Linked DNA regions of Homo sapiens: region 1 is linked to region 2. A link is a contact called in ENCODE Hi-C data. All regions are on one chromosome and are shown on one strand. The core of a region is the stretch at or near the end of the contact, and the rest is flanking DNA. Distances in the headings are between cores, read along the strand shown.

Region 1 (2,947 bases), core at 436-2,935, 64 kb before region 2:
ATGCTAAAGTCAAAGTGATGTGAATGATCTTTCTGAAGCCAACCAAAAGCTTCCAAGGTCCTCGGGCACAGACAGCATCTGCCTTGTAGCTGGGAGAAGACCAGTGGTGTAGAAGTTTGTAACCTCTCAGAGGAAATTCAGGATGCTGGTGGGTGCCTAGGGGAGGTCTCTGCTCAGAAATGAACAGAGCACAAAGGCTGCAAGCTGGGGCTGGGTGCTGGGAACTGGGCCCTCAGCCACGCCCTGAGGGGCAGTGGCTCGTTCGGCCCGGCACTTGGGCCAGTAGAGTTCGCTGGGGTGAGGGGCTTTCAAAAGGAGCGACTCACCAAAATCAAATTGATGGACTATGGGCATCATTTTGCTTTGAAAATTCAGAAGAAAATAGAAATTTTGAAAATATCATTTTAAAATGTTTGAGCACTATTTATTTATTTATTTTTAATAAATTGTAAAGACCTGGATCAACTGCTTGGAAGTGAGCATTATTTTTGAATAATGCTATATAATGAAAAAGAAGCTATATAATGAAAAAGAAGAAATACTCATCAAATGTTACAATGGGCTATTACAACTCAGCGTGTGAGCAGAGCCAAAACTTGGTTTCATGAAATGACTTAAAATTGAGTAGTTCATACAATTAATTTCAATTCTACACACAAGGTAGAAACTGGATTTGAATTCGGTTTCAGTCACGGGCTCTTGAGGACTCAGTTCTTCCTTTTGTGGTCTAATGGCCTGCTATCCCTTCCCTTAGGACCACAGTGCCAGGCTCAGGCCAAGCTGAAATGTGTCCCTCCCACTGGGCTTCAGCATGCCTACATCCCCTTTCTAGAGTCTCCGCAGGCGGCCTCTGGCCTGAGCAATGTATCACTGAGTGCTGCTGGACTCTCATGGAACTCTAGCATGTCTCTTTTGGGAGGGGCCAGGCCAGATTGTTGGTTTGTAGAGGAGAACAGTGTCCCCTTGTCTCAAATTTTCCATGGAAGGTGGCCAAGATCTTCCGCTGAAGCAGGTGGCATTACAGCGAATAATGGCAAACTGGTCACCGCAGATCACTGGGCTGGTCCATTGGAAGTGGAGAGTGAGGTTCCTAGGTTGATGTAGCAGATGACTGAGCCCCACAACAGAGCTAGTCGGTCACAGCCTCTGCAACACCAACCCTAACTTTGCAAAGACCGCCTGGGACATTCATAAAGTCCCACCCCAAACCTTTCTACTGCTGAGGAAACAATTTTGAGGTGGAAATTAATGGATTACTTGTGAAGTAAGCCCACATGTTTGAACTAAAGGTCACCTCTGGAGCATCCAGGAAGATGTTGCCAAGTCGTGAGCCCTACCTAAGTACACGAGACGTTTAGGTGCACATGTGTGTGCTTCAGATATTTTACTTAACCGAGTGTGTGTTGTGTTTGGCCGGGATCACTTGGAGAACCTGGGACTCCCTTCCATTATAATTAATGTATTTCATGACTTCTCAGTACAGTTGGGAAGGTGGAAGAAAAATAGACAGGTTGACATTCCCTTTTCACATTCCTCATTTGAAACTGGCTGGGATCGTGCAGCCAAAAGGAGTCATTATTTTGCTTGGCAGGTCTGCAGTAATTCTCAAAACTTCCATTGGGTGATTAACAGGAGCAGCAAGGAAGCAAAACTTCACCCGGATGAGGGTGGAGGAAGGGTGTCTGTGTGTGCGAGTTTCCCCAGGGCTGATGAGGTGTGGTTTCTGGTTCTTGGCACGATGTGGGTGCTTGGGAAGATTCCCCTGAGTAACCGCAGAATAAGAGGGTGAAGTCTGAAAGAGCTCTAGGCCCCATGCCCAGCGTCCCATGCTCCCCCTCACAGTTTGTGGGACTTTTTCTTCCACAGGGTGGCTTTGGCCGAAGGGGACCCCCCGGAGCTAAGGTGAGCCTCATGCAGTGCCCCCTGGAGACTCTCTTCAAACAGCCCAGATGCCGCCCAGCCCAGGAGTGAAAAACACTCTCTCCTGTGAACCCAAAGCTTCGGAGACAGATACCAATCAATTTAGAAAGTTGATTTCGCCAAGGTTAAAGACATGCCCGTGACACAGCCTCAGAAGGCCCTGATGACACCTGCCCAAGGTGTTCGGGGCACAGCTTGGTTTTACACATTTTAGGGAGACATGAGACATCAATCAATATGTGTGAGATGTACATTGGTTCGGTCCAGAAAGGTGGGACAACTCGAGGCAGGGGAGGAGGCTTCCAGGTCATAGGTAGATAAGAGACAAAAGGTTGCATTCTTTTGAGTCTCTGATTAGCCTTTCACTGAATACACAGTTTACCAGAACAGTCACCTATGCCTTAGTTAGGCTTAGTGAAAAACAGGGCGAAGGAAGCAATTGGATATGCCTTTGTCTCCCATGAGCAGAGGGATGACTTTCAGTTCTGTCTGTCCTTTGTCCACAAGGAATTTCCCTGTGGGCAGAATGTGAGGGAGGTATTCAGCTTAAAAAAAAAAAAATCTGGCCAGGACGGTGGCTGATGCCTGTAATCCCAGCACTCTGGGAGGCTGAGACAGGCGGATCACCTGAGGTTGGGAGTTCGAGACTAGCCTGACCAATATGGAGAAACCCCGTCTCTACTAAAAATACAAAATAGCCAGGCGTGGTGGTGCATGCTTGTAAGCTTGTAATTCCAGCTACTCAGGAGCCTGAGGCAAGAGAATCACTTGAACCCGGGAGGCAGAGGTTGCAGTGAGCCAAGATCATGCCATTGCACTCCAGCCTGGGCAACTAGAGTGAAACTCCATCTCAAAAAAAAAAAAAAAAATTCTTTGTAGCTATCTTATTTAAGAATAGAATGGGAGGCAGCTCTGTCTGATGCAGTTCCCAGCTTGACTTTTCCCTTTGGCTTAGCGATTTTGGGGTTCTGAGATTTATTTTTCTTTCATCCTCCTTGGGCTGTTCTGGCTCCCGAGGCTCTGTCAG
Region 2 (2,793 bases), core at 30-2,529:
TGATGGTGACAGATCAGCTGATCCTTCACATTCAAAGAAACTGCATTTCTACAAAATGCTGTAATTGACAAGAATGTCATTCCAACCCTTATGTACTACCACTGCAGTGTCACTCTTTGCAGGAAGATAAATTACTTAATGTGTCTCTTTTCTCCCAGCAGCTGGCATGGTGTTTATCACTGAATAAACATGGAAAATGGTCACTGAGTATTCTTTATATTAATTATTTCCCAAAAATATGACTCAGAAATTAGAACAGCACTCAGTGCCCTTTATCTTATTTTATGTTTCCATTTTCATCGTTAAATTCCTCTGAAGTCATTGGCATTATGACCATAGGAAAAATATCTGATTTACTCCGTTCTTAGGTAAAAACATTTTGACATTCATTTTATTTCTCTTATAAATCATTTAAGAGAAATCTATGCAAGTCACATGCTTCTGTGAAAAATGGAAAAATTAAAGTAGTTTTTGGAAACCTTAATGACACATAGAGGAATTTTTAAACTTCTTGGGAGTTTACTGTAAACACACGCAGTACAGCACTAAAACACATTGGAAGTACTAAGGAAAGAGACAGTTTGGAAATATTTGAAAATAGCTGTTACAGCTTCATTTGCTTAACTTTTGGAGCCTCAGTTTCCCCATCTGTGAAATGGAAATGATTTTACAGTTGAAGAAACGAAGAAGCAGTTGAATCAGCTGCTTGAGAGAGCAGAAGCTCTGGTGCCAGACTGGGTCCTTGTCAGAGGATCGTCATTTACTAGCAGATGGGCACGTTATTAGTAGTTATGTTTTCTGTGCCTCAGTTTCCTCATCTGTAAAATAAGGTTAATAGCACCTATAGTGTAGAGTTGCCGTGAGCATTCAGTTAACATTTCAAGTGTTACCTGGCACATAGCTATGATTATGTGTTAACTCCCTCTACTTCTGCAAAGTTTACTTAAAATATCAAATATCATATGTTCTTACCACAATATGTATGTACTTCCGAATTTCTCGCCACTTTTATTAGAATAAACTCTTATGTTTGACCCAGCTGTACGTTTGATACAGCTCATTTAAATGCCTTATCACAGTGAATTCCTCTCTTGTCTGCTTTTCAAAGATAAAAATGGGGAAAATGATCAACGTAGAAGATGGCAGCCAGACTTGAAACGACACAGAAGGGAAGCAGTTCTTCTGAAAAAGGAGACGTGCTGAGTAAACAGTCCCTGAAGTGCTCCTGGCTGGGCTCCAGATGAGTAATGATTTATGAACGGGAAATCTGGGTCGGCCGGGCTTCAGTCCCGCGGCGCAGGGAGATGGAAACCAGATGCGGAGGCTTCATCCAGAGGCCCAGGAGCGGCAGCAAGGAGGGGGTGAGGGTGCAGAGAGGGACACAGAACCACGAAGGGCACATGTGGCGCGGGGAACACACAGAGAGGGGAGGAGGAGAAGACAGAAAAGAGGAGGGAGAGGAGAGAATCAACCAAGCCGTCACTCTTGGAAATAAAACACCCTTCAGAGTTAACTCAGAAAACGTTTCCTCAGCCAGAAAACCTGGTGCTTCCTCAGAATATACGTTTTGTTTTCATCTACGTTCCCATGGAAACCAGCTAAAAAAGTTCAGACACATTTGTTGACTTCAACTACTTGGAGTACAGAGACCGTGTCTGTGTGTGTGTCTCAATATACACAACGTGTTTCCAAATATGTTTCAATGAAATGCTGGTTCTCTTCCAATTAAATCTCTGCGAGAGTTCAGTTTCCTAAAAGCTAAAAAGAATTGATTTTTAATGCAATTCTGCCAAAGAGAAGAAAATTTAAGTGTGTATTCTTCCTATTGCCAAACTGTCCAATACAAAGCAAATCAGACATCTAGAACAGGGATCAGCAAACTATGGCCAGTGGGCAAATTTTGGCCCACAAACTCTTTCTGTATAGTCCACAGGTTAAGAGTGGGTTATTTATTTATTTATTTTTGGTTGTTGTTGCTTTGCATTTTTTAAAAGTTGTAACAAAAAACGAGAAGATTATAAAACAGGATTGTGTGTGGCCCACAAAGCTGAAAATATTCACTCTCTGGTCCTTTACAGAAAAGTTTGCTAAGCCCCGATCTAGAATATGATGCTTTTGCCAGTGAAGCTGTTGTACATGATAACAGGTCAGCTGGGTAATAATTTCTATAAATGAAACGATTCTTAGAAATATTGATATAGACCCATAGAGTGCTTTGGTGTAAACACTCATTTGATCACTTCACGCTAAGCCACTGAGCTCCGCCCTCGAAGTGGGGAAAGCTGGCGAGTAGCACGCGGGGGTAGACGAGCTCTCCCTGGCCACGCCGAGGGGAAAGCACATGACGTTCTGGGTCTGTGCAGAGCTGCAGCGGCTCCCAAATACAGTGCTGGCACTCATCTCTCAAACCTCGTAAAGGAGCATGAGCAATGGACAGTGAAAAGTCACAGAAGAATGTATCCTGGGCTTTGGAGAGACCCAAAGAATAAGGCACTCATGGAGAAGCAACAGATTGTACCCTGGCTTTGATCAAAGTGACCCTGACCAAATAATGATGAGAATAATAAACAAAAACAATAGCTAATGGTGACTAAAATTTATTGGGTGTTTATGGTGTGCCAGGCATCATGCTGAGCACTTTCCTTGATTTACCTTATTTAATCCCCATAATGACCTTCTGAAAGCGGAGGAACAGACTCAGAGGTAAAACAACTCTTTCAGAGTGAAATAGCTGTTAAGAGGCAGAGCCATGGTCTGAGAACAGATTCTTTTTTTAAATTTTTTTAGAAAAAT

What was found. Hi-C counts contacts between places; a loop is a spot of excess contacts on that map. Pooled maps may share reads with other maps.
Region 1: a loop to region 2 is called in a map of ascending aorta, with 1.9 times the contacts of the local background. The contact joins two enhancer-like sites. A Hi-C loop is called at or near these places in 1 of 168 maps with a recorded cell type or tissue (ascending aorta) and 1 of 50 pooled maps.

Annotation. Positions count from the first base shown.
Region 1 is chr2:237,353,854-237,356,800 of GRCh38, reverse strand. It overlaps COL6A3 (collagen type VI alpha 3 chain), which reads left to right. Exons shown (of 44, transcript NM_004369.4): 24 at 1,867-1,902. Among named protein-coding and RNA genes, the nearest start is that of COL6A3, 59 kb to the left of the region's middle. Within about 2 kb of position 1,685, at least 4 of the 41 ENCODE cell types and tissues checked have a DNase peak (open chromatin) inside an H3K27ac peak, as active enhancers do; they include ascending aorta, where a contact is called at or near this core.
Region 2 is chr2:237,290,062-237,292,854 of GRCh38, reverse strand. It overlaps LOC105373954 (a long non-coding RNA gene), which reads left to right. Exons shown (of 4, transcript XR_924039.3): 4 at 1,109-2,753. Among named protein-coding and RNA genes, the nearest start is that of COL6A3, 120 kb to the left of the region's middle. Within about 2 kb of position 1,279, at least 34 of the 41 ENCODE cell types and tissues checked have a DNase peak (open chromatin) inside an H3K27ac peak, as active enhancers do; they include ascending aorta, where a contact is called at or near this core.